Linked DNA regions of Homo sapiens: regions 2 and 3 are each linked to region 1. A link is a loop called in an ENCODE intact Hi-C map of the cell type or tissue named here. Cell type or tissue: mammary epithelial cell. All regions are shown on one strand.

Region 1 (5,000 bases):
CAGGGCTCAGCTCCCATGGCTGGTCTCAAGGGCTGGTGTTGAGTGCCTGCAGCTTTCCCAGGCACACTGTACAAGCTGTTGGCGCATCTACCATTCTGGGGTCTGAAGAACAGTGGCCCTCTTTTCACAGTTCCACTAGGAAGTGCCCTAGTGGGGACTCTGTGTGTGGGATCCAACCCCACATTTCCCCTCCACACTATCCTGGTAGAGGTTCTCCATGAGGGCTTCACCCCTGCAGCAGACTTCTGCCTGGACATCCAGGCATTTCCATACATCCTCTGAAATCTAGCTCAAGGTTTCCAAGCCTCAGCTCTTGCCCTCTGAGCATCCGGAGGCTTAACACCACATGAAAACTGCCAAGGCTTATGGTTTGCACCCTCTGGAATAGGAGTCTGAGACCTATCTGGGGCTCTTTTAGCCATGGCTTGAGCTGGAGGGCTGGGATGCAGGGAGCAGCGTCCTGAGGTTGCACAGGGCATTGGGGTCCTGGGTCTGGCCCACAAAACCATTCTTCCCTCCTAGGCCTTGGGGCCTGTGAGGGGAGGGGCTGCCACAAAGGTCTCTGAAATGCCTTTGAGGCATTTTCCCCATTGTCTTTGCTATTAACATTTAGTCCTTTTTACTTAGGCAAATTTCTGTAGCTGGTTTGAATTCTTCCCCTGAAAATGGTTTTTCTTTTGTACCACATGGCCAGGCTGCAAAATTTCCAAACTTTTACACCTCCCTTTTAAATATAAGTTCCAGTTTTACATCATTTTTTTGCTCATGAGTGTGCATAGGCTACTAGAAACAGCCAGGCTACATCTTGAATGCTTTGCTGCTTAGAAACTTCTTCCACTGGATACCCTAAATCATCACTTTCAAGTTTAAAGTTCCACAGATCCCTAGGGCAGTTGCCCAATGCCTCCAACCTCTTTGCTAAAGCATAGAAAAGTGGCCTTTTCTCTAGTTCCCAATAAGTTCCTCCTCTCCATCTGAGACCATCTCAGCCTGGACTTCATTGTCCATATCACTATCAGCATTTTGGTCACAACATTTTAACAAGGCTCTAGGAGGTTTCAAACTTTCCCTCATCTTCCTGTCTGCTTCTGAGCCCTTCAAACTGTTCCAACCTCTGCCCATTATCCAGTTCCAAAGTCACTTCCACATTTTCAGATATCTTTATAGCAGTACCCTGCTCCTGGTACCAATTTTCTGTATTAGTCATTTTCACACTGCTATAAAGAAATACCCCAAACTGGGTAATTTATAAATAAAAGAGGTTTAGTTGGCTCATGGTTCTACAGGCTGTACAGTAAGTATGGCTGAGAAACCTTAGGAAACTTACAATCATGGCAGAAGTGGAAGTAGGCATGTCTTACATGGCTGGAGCCTGGGATAGAGAGAGAAGGGGTAGGTGCTACACACTTAAACAACCCAATCTCATGAGAACTCACTGAGTGTCATGAGAACAGAAAAGGGGAAATCCACCCCCATGGTCCAATCACCTCTCACCAGGCTCTTCCTCCAACATTGGGGATTAGAATTCCACATGAGATTTGGGTGGGGACACAAATCCAAACCATATCACCAACTCTTTACTTTAAGCCTATGGGTGTCATTATGTGTGAGATGTGTGTCTTGAAGAAAGCAGATGGATTGGTCTCATTTTTTAAAAAAATCAAATCACCACTCTGTGTCTTTTAAGTGGGGCATTTAGACCATTTATATTCAAGGTTAATATTGATATGTGAGGTGTTGATCCTATCATGACATTGTTAGCTAGTTGCTTTGTAGTTTCTATTGTGTGGTTGCTTTATAGGATCTATGGGTTATATACTTAAGTGTGTTTTTGCGGTAGCGGGTATCATGTTTTCATTTCCATGTTCAGAACTTCCTTACTTTTAAAAATACATAGTAAAGCTGGAATGAACTTAGGTTTGACAGCAGAACTAATTCTTTTCATGTTGCAGTAAACTGCCTTACTAAGATTGTTTTCCTGGGAAGTGATCTTTACCAAAAGGTTTAAAAATGTCTTATGGAAGTCTTTAAAGGAGATTATATGTTTATCTAATTGGGGAAATTAAGATAGTTTATCTTTGTGAGTCTTAACTGTATAGCATTCTGTGACATTTACAGTGGCGATGGAAGGGTATGTGTGTATGCTTGTGTGTTCTTGATTTTCTTAAATGACATGAAATCTTGTAAGAAAGATACTTCCTACTCTCTAAAACTAGGGTCCTGAACTATATGATTTCTAAGATTTCTTCAAGCCCAAATATACGATTATGGGTATGATTATTTTTGTTTTTGAGAACAGATTGTGAGGTAGTTGGGGGAATTTCAAACATTTCCACCAGCAGATGGCACTCTAGCATTTCTACAGCAGGCAACCCTTAGCTATTACTAAAGTAGAAGCTAGGCAAAACTGGACACATAAAAAGAAAAACAGTATGAAATATTTTAGTAATTATTGTGATGCAAAATTACATATGTATCAAGTAATAGGCTTCTATATATACAAATTGATTTTTTTTTTTTTGAGATGGAGTCTTGCTCTGTTGCCAGGCTGGAGTGCAGTGGTGTGATCTCGGCTCACTGCAACCTCTGCCTCCCTGGTTTGAGCAATCCCCCTGCCTCAGCCTCCTGAGTAGTTGGGACTAAAGGTACGCTCCACCACACCTGGCTAATTTTTTGTATTTTAGTAGAGACGGGGTTTCACCATGTTGGCCAGGATGGTCTCGATCTCCTGACCTCAGGTGACCCGCTTGCCTTGGCCTCCCAAAGTGCTGGGATTACGGGCATGAGCCATCACGCACGGCCACAAATTGATTTTAAGTCATAATCCCTTATTGTGCTCCACAGCACCTTTCACCACATTTTTATTATAGCACTTATCAAATGGATTTGTTAGCCTGTTCATTCTTCCAGGTACACTGTGAGGTTTCCAAGGGCAAGGATATTCTTATTCCTCTTTGGATCTCAAGGTGGCAGGAGGACACAATACCCGGTCCATTGTCAGACCTCAATAAATATTTCTTGTATTTTCCCCCCCATAATTGGTTAAGTATTGCCTTGAATGTAAGAGACTGTTTACGAACATTGGTCCATGAAAAGTCTTTTTGTTTTATTTTCTTTTTCTTTCAACAACTATCTTATAGGCATCAACTCTAATGCATTTGATGTATGTCCTTTGATGTTTTTGTATCCTTGTAAAATATATTGTTTAACATATGTGTTTAATTTGCACTAACATTTTGCTATAGGTATCATTCTGGTTTTGCGTGTTTCTCACCTATCATTGTATTTAAAACCTATTTTATGTACATATGTATGTGTGTACATTTAGTTCATTGCTTCTAACAGTTGTCCTCATTTTACCTATCTATTTCCTTTATGATGGACATCTAGGTGTCTCCAATTCCTCACTATTAAACTCAGCGCTTTACTGACCATCTTCATTCAAATGTTTTAATGGCCTTTTTGCAAATTTTACTACTGGAGTTTATGCCCAGCAGTGGGATTACTGGCTCTTAGGGAATATACATATTTAATTTCACTAAGTATTGCCAGATCAGTCTCCAGAGTGGCCCAATTACTTTATACTTCCATCAGCATGCAAGAAGTTTCCCATTTTTCTACATTCACAATTAGCGTTATTCAGTATTTCAAATTTCCTAATCAGATGGTATAAAGTGAAAATATTTATTGAATGAAAGAATGATCAGTTTGAGAATCTGTTAAAGCTAGTAGGATGTATGGTATTTACTTGCATAATTTTCCCCCTTAGGGGATGGTCCCTCTCTATCTGAACTTTCACTTTCTAAATTAGGTGTAGAATAGATTCCAATAATTTTTTTGAGATATCCCTTAGAATCTGACCTATTTCTCCTCATTACCTGAAACCTAGGAATCAAATAGATTAAATAATGTGGTATCCTTTGTCATCTAAATTTGCTCTCTGAAATTAGAAACCAAATAGAATTGTGTAGTGAGGGATCTGGAATATTCTCAGGCCCTACTCCAAATAAATTATTAAAAAGCTCCTCAGATGATTTTAATGTGCAGCCAGGGGTGAGAATCCCTGACCTAGGCTTGCACGTTATTTTCATTTCTACTTGAAAGGGGAAAAGACTATTTTTAAGTATTTCAGCACAGGAAATACTATTTTATTGTGTGGTCCAGGCTTCAGAAAATCAAAAGAAGAATTTAAAATTTAAGTGTCTGATCAAAATTAAATATACTTCCCAAGAGTCATCAGCATGTCAATATCTCTAGATAATGAAAAGGACTAGAAGTATTAGAAAATTTGGTGACAGGGCTGATAAGGTTTAATATAACTAGTATTGAATTAAGGAAGTTCTTGGATCTGCTTATGTGGGGACAAAACTACTCCAAAGAATTAGGGGTCTAGATGTTAATTCAAGCAGAAGTAAAATATTCTATTGAGTAAGTATGTACTACTAAAGTCTGTCAGCTGATTTTGATTATTGAGTAGTGGAATGAATCAGTGGTAAGCCTTCTGTTATAAACATTTGCTTAACTCTCCTTATAATGAACTAAACATATTAGAGTATTTAAAAAGGTCAAAGTCTCATGCCTGTAGTCACAGCATTTGGGAGGCTAAGGTGGGAGGATTGCTCTAGCCCAAGAGTTTGAGACCAGCCTGGGCAACATGGTGAGACCCTGCCTCTACAAAAAAAAAAAAAAAAAAAAAAATCCAGGCATAGTTCACACCTGTGGTCTCAGCTACACAAGGCTGCTGAAGTGAGAGGGTTGCTTGAGTTTAGGAAGTAGAGACTGCAGTGAGCCATGATCACACCATTGCGCTCCAGCCTGGGTGACAGAGTGAGACCGTGTCTCAAATAATAATAATAATAATAATAATAATAATAATAATAATAAAAGAAATAAAAATAAAAAGGTCAAAGTATGCCATTAGCCTAGAGAACAAAAGAAAATACCGTTGTAGGCCGGGCGTGGTGGCTCACGCTTGTAATCCCAGTACTTTGGGAGGCTGA
Region 2 (5,000 bases), 460 kb after region 1:
ACCTTTGTACTTGCTGTTTTCTCTGCTTACAGCATTCTCCTCCCAGACCTGTACATGCTGGCTTCTTGTCATCATTGGGCCCTAACTCAAAAGTGACACTTTAACACCTCATCTCACAGCAGCAGTTTTTTATTATTCAGACAAAAGTAGTTCTCCATACATTATCAATTACATTAACCTGTTTTCTTATCTTCATGTGACTTATCACTATCTTAATGTATGTTGTTTAAGTATTGCCTGTTACTTCCCTCATCCCACACTCTTCTGTTCCTACCTATCTGGAATGTAGGTCCATATAGCCAGACCTTGTCTGTTCTGATGACTTCCATAATCCCTTTGTCTAGAACAATAGCAGGTGCTCAGTAATATTCGTTGAATGGATGGATACATTTATATGTACAAAGAACTAGAGATGAATAGCAGCAGCAAAGAAATCAGTTGTTGGAAGTGATGTTATGGATAACCAAAAAATTTATTTAATTCAATAGCCAGTTGATTTTATGATAGCAAAGTGCCTATGACCCCAAAAAAGTTAACACCTAAAGTGCTGTCTGTTGTAACAGTAGCAGTAACTGGTTATAGCTACCTAAAGCCAAGAACCTGAAGGGATAGGACATGCATAAGGCTTAGGGAGAACAGAGTTTTCAAATTTAACTTGTATTACAGTTAAGGGAGAACATCTGAAATACAAACTTGACTGTTTAACAGAGCAATAGATACATCCCTGAGATAGAAGCAGTCTCCAGGCTGGTGGAAAGAGGCCATTCACATACTTTTAGAACAACCCATTGGCCTGAGGGCCTATACTAATGAAAAATTTCACATTCCAATTTGTTTTTTGTCTGTGAAGTGGGTATGTCATTATTTAAGACATGCTGGAGATGAGCTAAGGCAAGCATTTGTTTAATAAAGGCCCTAAGTAACAACGTTCCTCATTTCATCTTCTTCTGACCTTTTCAAAGACATCCTTCAAAGCTGTTCTCTCTGAGGCTGTATTTACCCCATATTAAATGTCTCTCTGAGTAAATTATTTGGGTAAGGGCCAGTCTTCGTGGTGTACTTGCTAATGCAAGACTTTGGAACTATATAAATGACAGGTCTCCTTTGTACAATTGGTTGGAGAAACAACCACCACTCTGACCCCTGGGTGGCAGGAACCATTTTCCATTCTTCGTGTTTTTTTTTTTTTTTTGTAGGAATTTGTATGGAGCTGGGCTTCATTAGACTCTTTTAAATGTACAAAAATGCCAACCACACTTTGCAGACATGATGTTTTCAGGCACTGTAAGTTCAAAAATACCCTTTATTCTTTCCAATTCAGTAAGAAGGCTGTTCCCCATGGAGGTCTAGCCACAAAGCAGGTTTGAAGTGTTCTTTTGTTTGACTTATGTGGAGTTACCGGTGAACTAGTTATAGAAGCCCCTCCACCTTTTTCTCTATATTTGGGGTGAGGAAATTGAATGAGAAGAACAAAGCTAAAGTTGTCTTCCTTTCACTCTTTCTTATGTCCAAAGGATTAGATTTTACTTAGATTTACACAAATACAGAAACTGATTTTCACCTTGATGATAAAAATAAAAGAAAAATGAGTGTGTACAGATTAGATTTATTGGCTGAAAAAAAAAACCTTTTGATTGTGTGGTGAGACTGTTTGTATTCTAGTAGAAGTACCTATCCACCTGAAACAATAAGCACAGGATTTTACCTGTGCAACAGTGTGGTGATTTATAAATTATTTTTGGTTTAGCTCAATATTATACTCAGTTTTACACAAAGCAGAGATAATAATGCGCATATTTTCCCATGCTGTTCGGGAGACAGGTAACTTTTAACTGTTACATATCTGAGACAGCATGGAAACTATTGAGAACGGGGTAATTTCATATAGCCATTGTCACTTTATACATGTTGAAAAATAACGTTGATAATAAGTGGAAAACTTGAACTAGAAATCAAGTAACAGAAAAAGGAATTCAATAAAATGAGTATGGAATTATACATCAGAAAACTTTGACTCATGGCTCTGTTTCTCTCTAGCTGTGGAATGTCAGGCAAATCTTATGTTCTCTATAGACCTTTATTCAAACATTCACTCAGTAGACAATATAAGAAAAAGGTATGAAATTATTTTGAAAAGAAATAAGTGCTATAATATAGAGGGACTAAAGGAGTTGTTCAGTTAAGTAGAAGTGTCTCTGCAACACAACTGCGTTTGTTTTATAGAGATATTTTTATGTGAGGCAATTGCCGTTTAAGAGGTATTTTGGTCAAATATTTGAAACTTACATATAAGGTAAACAAACCCTTATTTGGAAAATAGTTCCTTATAAGGAAAAAGTCCACCTATTTTTCCTTCTTTTTCTTTTATAGCAGATGTGCTAAACATATAGTCTGTACTCACTGCTTCTACTTTCTCAGCGCATTCCCATTCCTCAACATTAGGCAGTCTGGCTACCACTTCCATCACTATTCTTCATTTTCTTGAAACTCATCAGTCATCATCTGATTGTTAAATCTAACAGCCTTTTGTTAAGGCTTTGTACTTTGTATCTACAATAGCATTGCATTTGCTCCCTCCTCCAAGTTCTAATGCCAGTCTCCCTCCCCCTCAGTCAATTCCAGCATTCATTATATCTTCATGTTCTAAAAGGAAAAACAATGATAAGTTGTGGGAAAATGATATAACATGAAACACAATGCTATAAGTTGTGAAACATAAGATAGTCTCTTTGTTCTATAACAATAAAAAATTTGCAGAATATTTATTGATAGAAACTCAGAAAAAGAAGGAACTATGAGTGCCATCTTGTGGCAAAGCATGCCCTATCACATCTGCTTTGACATACCTCATCACCCCTGCAAATATTTTGGCTGTTTTGCCTGTCTCTGTGTCATTTGACACTGAAGGCCACTGTTTTTTGAAGCTTTTTCTTATCTCTAATCTTTTAGTCACTGCAGTAATACTCAGTCATCATCTTTTACACATCTTTTTCATTTTTCAAAATTCAATTTTATATCACATTATTTTTCTTTTTATTTTAATTGACAAATTATAATTATGTATGATAAATATACATACATACTGACCACACTCCAGTACAATGTGATATTTTGATCTGTGTACACATTGTAGAAATATTCAGTAAAGCTAACATATCCATCACCTCATCAACTTATGATTTTTTTGTGGTGAGAACATTAATCTATTCTTTTAGCGATTTTGAAATACACATTGTTATCAATTGTGGTCAGCATGCAGTACAATGGATCACCAAAACTTAATCCTCTGCTCTGAGAGTTTGTACCCTTTGATCAACATATTCCCTTTCCTCATCCCTCCTTCTCCCTCCCAGCCTCTGGTAACCTCCTTTCTAATTTGTTTCTATGAGATCGACTTTTTTAGATTCCACATATAAGTGAGATCATACAGTATTTGTCTCTTTGTGCCTGGCTTATTTCACTTAGCATAATGCCCTCCAGTTCCACCTTCTGAGTTTATATCCAAAGGAATTGAAATTGGCATATTGAAGAGATATCTGCATTCCTGTATTCCTTGCAGCATTATTTACAATAGCCAAGGTATGGAATCAACTTATTTGTCTATCAAGGAATGAATAAATAAAATGTGGCACATATACACAATGGAATATTATTCAGTCTTCTAAAAATAGGAAATTCTGTCAGTCACTTCATTATTTTGAAAGCCACCTCCTTCTTTGTATCTCAATGCTATTACTTTATCTTGGTTCATGGATCATTCTCTGACTTTCTCTCATCTCTTATTGACAATTCCACTTACTTCTCTCCTGACCACTGAGACTCTATCCTGACTCAGCCTTTAGTAGAGCTGACAAATAAACACAGGACACTCAGTTAAATTTGAATTTTAAATAAACAACAAATAATTTGTTAGCATAATTGTGATTCAACTATTACGTGGGAATATTTATATTAATAACTCACTTTGCTATTTATCTGAAATTTAAATTTGAATGGGTGTCTTATATTTATACTTGCTAAATCTGGCAACTCTAGCCATTAGCCTTCTTTTCCCCATTTGTGGTAGATATGGAGATATACTGCTCATATTTCCCTTAAAAAAAGTACTTGCCATCCAGCTATAAGAAATGAGGTCAATAGACAGCTTCCGGCTGTCATCTCCTTTAGGATCTGCCTTATCTGCAGAGAGTAGCCTCATCCAAGGTCAGCCCTACTCAAGACAGCCCACATCAGTGACTGAATGAGATGGGGCTATAAAGGTCCAACTATTTGGGTCTATTTCAGGACAACTCTGACAGGCAGCATTTACTTCACAGTTTTCTACCAGTTTGGCTGAGGTATTTCCAGCCTGCATTGCAATTTGACTTCTTTCTCTAACCAGTCTGCTTCCTTTCAAAGTTGTCGATCCTTAATAAACACCCAGACTCTTACTCAGGATTTGCTCTTGAAAAACCCATCCTGCAACATTCATCCTCTCAAGGAACTCATTCTTATGATTTCAACTACGACTGTTCCAACTATGTTAATGTGTCCCAAGCATGTGTCTCTGGATCTCTCATACTAGCATTCACAGTTCCCCGTAGTACTTCTCCACTTAAGGTCTGACCATTTTTTACACACAGCTAAAGTTACCATCTTTATATTCATTTATCCAACAAATATCTATTGAATGTCTGCCATGTTCCAAGCCCTGTATCACCGGGCTGTAACAAACCAAACAGATACAAATTTCTGTCCTCATGGAGCTTACATTCTACTGGGGAAGAGAGATAATAACATAAATAGGTAAAATTTACTGTAAGTTATAGAGTGACAAGTGCTAAAAAGAAAAAAAAAGTGAGAAGGATAAGAAGTGGATATAGGAGGAGGAGCCAAGATGGCCGAATAGGAACAGCTCCGGTCTACAGCTCCCAGCGTGAGCGACGCAGAAGACGGGTGATTTCTGCATTTCCATCTGAGGTACCGGGTTCACCTCACTAGGGAGTGCCAGACAGTGGGTG
Region 3 (5,000 bases), 200 kb after region 1:
GAGGTGTTGAAGTCTCCCACTATTGTTGTGTGGTTGTCTTAAGTCTTTTTGTGGGCCAAGAAGAACTTGTTTTATGAATCTGAGTGCCCCAATGTAAGTGTGTATATATTTTAGGATAGTTAAGTCTTCTTGTGTGCTTGTAGTCTTTATCATTATGTAATGCCCTTCTTTGCCCTTGTTATTTTATACTGGTTTAAAACTTATTTTATCTGATATAAGAATAACAATTCCTGCTATTTTTTTTGTTTGTTTGTTTTCTGTTTGCATGGTAAATGTTTCTCCATCTTTTTACTTTGAGCCTGTGGGTGTTGTTACATGTGAGATGGATCTTTTGAAGACAGCAAATGGTTGGGTCTTGTCTTCTTATTCAGCTTGCCACTTTATGCCTTTTAAGTGGGGTGTTCAGTTCATTTACATTCAGCGTTACTTTTGAAATGTGAGATTTTGATTCTGCCATTATGTCGTTAGCTGGTTGTTTTGTCAGCTTGATTGTGTGATTGCTTTATAGTGCCTGTGGCATATGTGCTTAAGTGTGTTTATGTGGTAGCAGGTGTTGTTATTTTGATTCCATGTTTAGCATGCCCTTAAGGACCTCTTGTAAGGCTGGTCTAATTGAAATGATTTCTCTCAGTGTTTGCTTGTCTGAGAAGGATTTTATTTCTATTTCACATTTCAAGCTTAGTTTGGCAGGATATGAAATCTTACTTGGAATTTCTTTTCTTTAGGAACACTAAACAGAGGTCCCCTGATTTCTTCTGGCTTTTAAGGTTTCTGCTGAGAAGTCTCCTGTTAGCCTGATGGGGTTTCCTCTGTAAGTGACTTGACTCTTCTCTCTAGCTGCCTTTAAGATTTTTTATTTTGTAGTGAATCTGATGACTATGTGCCTTAGGGATAGTCATATTGTATAGTATCTAGCCAGGGTCCTTTGTATTTCTTGGATTTGCATACCAACTTCTCCAAGAAGATTAGGGAAATTTTCGTGGACTGTATTCTCAAATATATTTTCCAAGTTGTTTATCTCTCTCCTCTCTCAGGAATGCCAGTGAATCATAGATTTGGTCTCTTTACAGAATCTCATATTTCTTGGAGTTTTTTTTATTTTTAAAAATTCTTTCTTCTTTATTTTTATCTGATTGGGTTGATTTGAAGAGCCAGTCTTTGAGCTGTGATTCTTTCCTCAGTTTGGTCTATTCTACTATTAATGCTTCTGATTGTATTACAAAATTCTTGTAGTGAATTTTTCAGCTCTAGAAGTTCAGTTTGGTTCTTTGTTAAAATTACTATTGTATCTTTCAGCTCTTGGATCATTTTACTGCATTCCTTGGATTGGGTTTCAACTTTCTCCTGAATCTTGATGAGCTTCCTTGCCATCCAGATTCTGAATTATATGTTTGTCATTTCATTCACATCCAACTGTTTTTGTTTGTTTGTTTGTTTGTTTTTATGAGATGGAGTCTCACTCTGTCGCCCAGGCTGGAATGCAGTGGTGCAATCTCAGCTCACTGCAAGCTCCTCCTCCTGGGTCCCAGATTCATGCCATTCTCCTGCCTCAGCCTCCCTAGTAGCTGGAACTACAGGTGCCCACCACCACGCCCAGCTAATTTTTTGTATTTTTAGTAGAGATGGGGTTTCACCGTGTTAGCCAGGATGGTCTCGATCTCCTGACCTCATGATCCACCCGCCTTGGCCTCCCAAAGTGCTGGGATTACAGACATGAGCCACCATGCCCGGCCTCCAGCTGTTTAAGAACCATTGTTGGGGAGCTAGTGAACTTATTTGGAGGGAAGGGGACACTGGCTTTTTGAATTGCCAGAGTTCTTACGCTGATTTTTTCTTATTTCGGAGGGTCGGTGTCCCTTTAACTGTGGTGTAAGTTGAGTATAGTCAGTTGGCTTCGTTTCTGGATGTTTTTAGTGGGTCAAGGCTCTGTGTGGGGTCTGTTTGTGGCTGAATTCTTGTCCTTAGTTTCACAGGGATGTATATTAGCAAAATATTTTTGGTGGTGTTGTTTGGACTGTGATCCAGTAGATGGCGCTTAAGGCCAATAGACTTAGTCTTGTGGCTCTTTTATAGTTTCTGACATTTGCAGCCCTGCTCTGTATTGCAGTGTGGAGAGAGGTGACCCCCTCAGCAGGTCCACTCCTAGGCCTCTGGAGAGTCCCCTCTGATCACTGGGACTGCACCTTCATTTCTTTTGTTGAATGTTAGGTGAGGGGCCACGGGGCTCTCTCTGGCAGAGGCAGTGGCAGAGATAAGCCACACCTTTCTCGGTGGGCCCTTCCGAGGGAGGCATGCACTGCTCCCACGGCAGTCCACAAGCCAGCCAGACTCACCCTTTTTTGTGCTCTGAGTGTGCACTGCTCTCCGGCTCCAGTGCTGGTCATAGATCTTGGCTCAGCACTCCCAAGCTTTGCACTGCAGCCCTGTGGTGAACTCAGGCTTTTTGTTCCCCCTTATATTGGGGGCAGCAGGAATGGGGACCGTAGTGGTTGGTATGGCAGAGGGACTGTCTGGGAACTCCACCCCAGAGAAATGCCTCTGGGAATTCCACCCCAGAGAAATGCAGAGCTGCTTCTGCCAGTTGGGATAATCAGCTGTGGGTGGGCAGCTGTGCTGTGGGCCCAAGCCAGGGACGCCTTGTCTGGCCAAGGGTGGGGCAGGGGTCAGGAGTTTACATGGAACACAGTCTGGCCTCTTCTCCATAGGACGGCTGTCGTGGTGTGCTGTCGGTGCAGGAAAGTAGTCAGGCTCTTGGTTTCCTCCCTAGCCTGTTGGGAGGAAGGGCAGGGACCAGGGCAGAAGCAATAGGAGAGGGCCTGCCAGTTGTCTCTAGGGACTTCCACCCCAGAGAAACACTGAACTGAAGTGATCAGGTGGGAGTGTGGTGGCTATGACTTGGGTTTTTATACCTAAAATTAAAAACTATACATGTGAAGGTCTGTGTGTACAAATATGTGTGTATGTAATATGTGTGAGGAGCAGTGAACCATATGGAAAACTGTCCAGCTGTCTTTTCATATGGTAGCTGCAGCATGTTGGAGGCTTGTGACTGTTCTCAGGCTCTTAGCTCCCTTCCCAGCCTCAGGGTAGCAGGGACTATAGAGGCAATCACAACGGGCCTGTCGGTTATCTCTGTGAGCTCCATCCCAGAGAAATGCAGGGCCAGAGTGCTTAGGTGTGGGTGGGATGACTACACTGGGGGCCCAGGCCAGTTGGCTGTTCCTGGTGAGGTGCAGCAGAGGTGAGGCCTGCAATCCGTGCACTCCTCAGCACTATGGATGCGGCCCCTACCCTAAGGGCACATGAGAGTGCCTGGCCTCTGTTGTTGGTGAGGCTAGGGAAGCTGGTGCTGGGGTGTTCAGGAGTCCAAGGCCTGTGGGGCTCAACCTGGGTTTGAGTGGGTAGTTCTGTTCAGACTCCAGGCAGCTCTCTGTGTTAGTTTGGAGTCCCAGAGGGATTGGGGGTTGGGAGGATTGCCCATACCCAAGATTGCAAAGATCCATGGCAGAAGTATGGGTCCCCAGGGGCTCTCACTCATTCACCCTTCCCTAGAGGTAGGGAGCCTCCCCTGGTTCTGCTGACAATCCTGGGTGGGCAGCTGTTCTGCCTCGCTCCTCTCTGCTCCTTGTGGGTTGCTGTTGCATCCTTTATGAATCTCAATGTGGCCTCCTGGATGATCCACTTGAAGAGCCTGTTTACTCACCACTCTGTTCTCTGTGAGAGCAGTGTGCACTAGCTACTTCTAGTAAGCCATCTTGGAACTTCCTTTGGGAATTAGTACATAAAAAAGGTTGTGACATTTCAGATCAATGTGCTGAATACTTGACTATGCAATTTTTTTTTTTTTTTGAGATGGAGTCTCGCTATGTCACTCAGGCTGGAGTGAAGTGGCGCGATCTCTACTCACTACAAGCTCCGCCTCCCAGGTTCATGCCATTCTCCTGCCTCGGCCTCCGGAGTAGCTGGGACTATAGGCACCCGCCACCACACCTGGCTAATTTTTTTGTATTTTTCGTAGAGACAGGGTTTCACTGTGTTAGCCAGGATGGTCTCGATCTCCTGATCTTGTGATCCGCTCGCCTCGGCCTCCCAAAGTGCTGGGATTACAGGCGTGAGCCACTGCACCTGGCTTGGCTGTGCAATTTTAAGAATGTAAATTTAGATTTTATTTTCTATTTCATATCACATATAAATTCCAGATGAATTAAGAATCTAAATAGAGTTCCTTTTGTAACTATAGAGATGTTACTATACTATAGAGATGTGGAAGTTTTTTTTATTTTTGGGTATAAATATTCAAGTCATAAAACATTGAAATAATGACATAAATGAGCGGCAGATTTGATTGCATAAAAGTACACTTCAGTTTTACAAAATGATATGTAAAGTTAAAATGATATGTAAAGTTAAAAGATGAAAAACAGATTAGAAGAAAATGGATACGAATATAGAAGACAAAGTGTTGGTGAACATGTGTCAAAATGGACTCTACTGGTGAGAATATAAATTGGTATACAAATTAAGAGATACACTCTTAATAATCCTAAATCTAGGACTCTATTTCATAGAAAAGTACCATGAGTATATTAATATACATTTTCTTTATAGCATACTTTAAAATGACAAAATATTAGAAATAATTAAATGTGCATTAATAGAGTAACGATTAGGTAAATTTTGGTATATCCATTCAATTGAAATACATACAACTATTAAAAAGAATGCAGTAGAACTATATGTGCTGATATGGAAAGATGCCTGTGATATATTTTAAAATGAGAAATGCAATTTGAAGAATTATCTGTGTAGCATTACCCGACCTCTACAAAAAGAAAACTGTACCTATGAAGGTCTATGTATACAAATATGTGTGTATGTAATCAATAATCTATCTGGATAATCATAGAAAAATTATGGAAGAGTGAATATTATACAGGCAACAGCAGTTACATATAGTTTTAAGGGATGAAGGTAGACATTTGTACTTGAAAATCACTTTC

The links. Peaks named below come from ENCODE experiments on the same cell type or tissue, not always from the same donor. Only the 100,000 strongest peaks of a DNase experiment are listed, where the experiment ranks them.
Region 2: it touches region 1 in a loop (8-fold over the local background); 19 of 110 quality-filtered maps call a loop at or near these places.
Region 3: it touches region 1 in a loop (2.7-fold over the local background); 3 of 110 quality-filtered maps call a loop at or near these places.

What each region holds. Positions count from the first base shown.
Region 1 is chr10:99,244,267-99,249,266 of GRCh38, reverse strand. It overlaps a transcript of HPSE2 not described here. Among named protein-coding and RNA genes, the nearest start is that of HPSE2, 11 kb to the right of the region's middle. In mammary epithelial cell, a CTCF peak has its summit at 2,341 (motif pointing right); no DNase peak of the experiment used is centred here.
Region 2 is chr10:98,788,833-98,793,832 of GRCh38, reverse strand. The region is part of intron 3 of HPSE2 (heparanase 2 (inactive)); the gene reads left to right. Among named protein-coding and RNA genes, the nearest start is that of MIR6507, 130 kb to the left of the region's middle. In mammary epithelial cell, a CTCF peak has its summit at 2,815 (motif pointing left); no DNase peak of the experiment used is centred here.
Region 3 is chr10:99,039,936-99,044,935 of GRCh38, reverse strand. The region is part of intron 3 of HPSE2 (heparanase 2 (inactive)); the gene reads left to right. Among named protein-coding and RNA genes, the nearest start is that of MIR6507, 120 kb to the right of the region's middle. In mammary epithelial cell, a CTCF peak has its summit at 2,021 (motif pointing right); no DNase peak of the experiment used is centred here.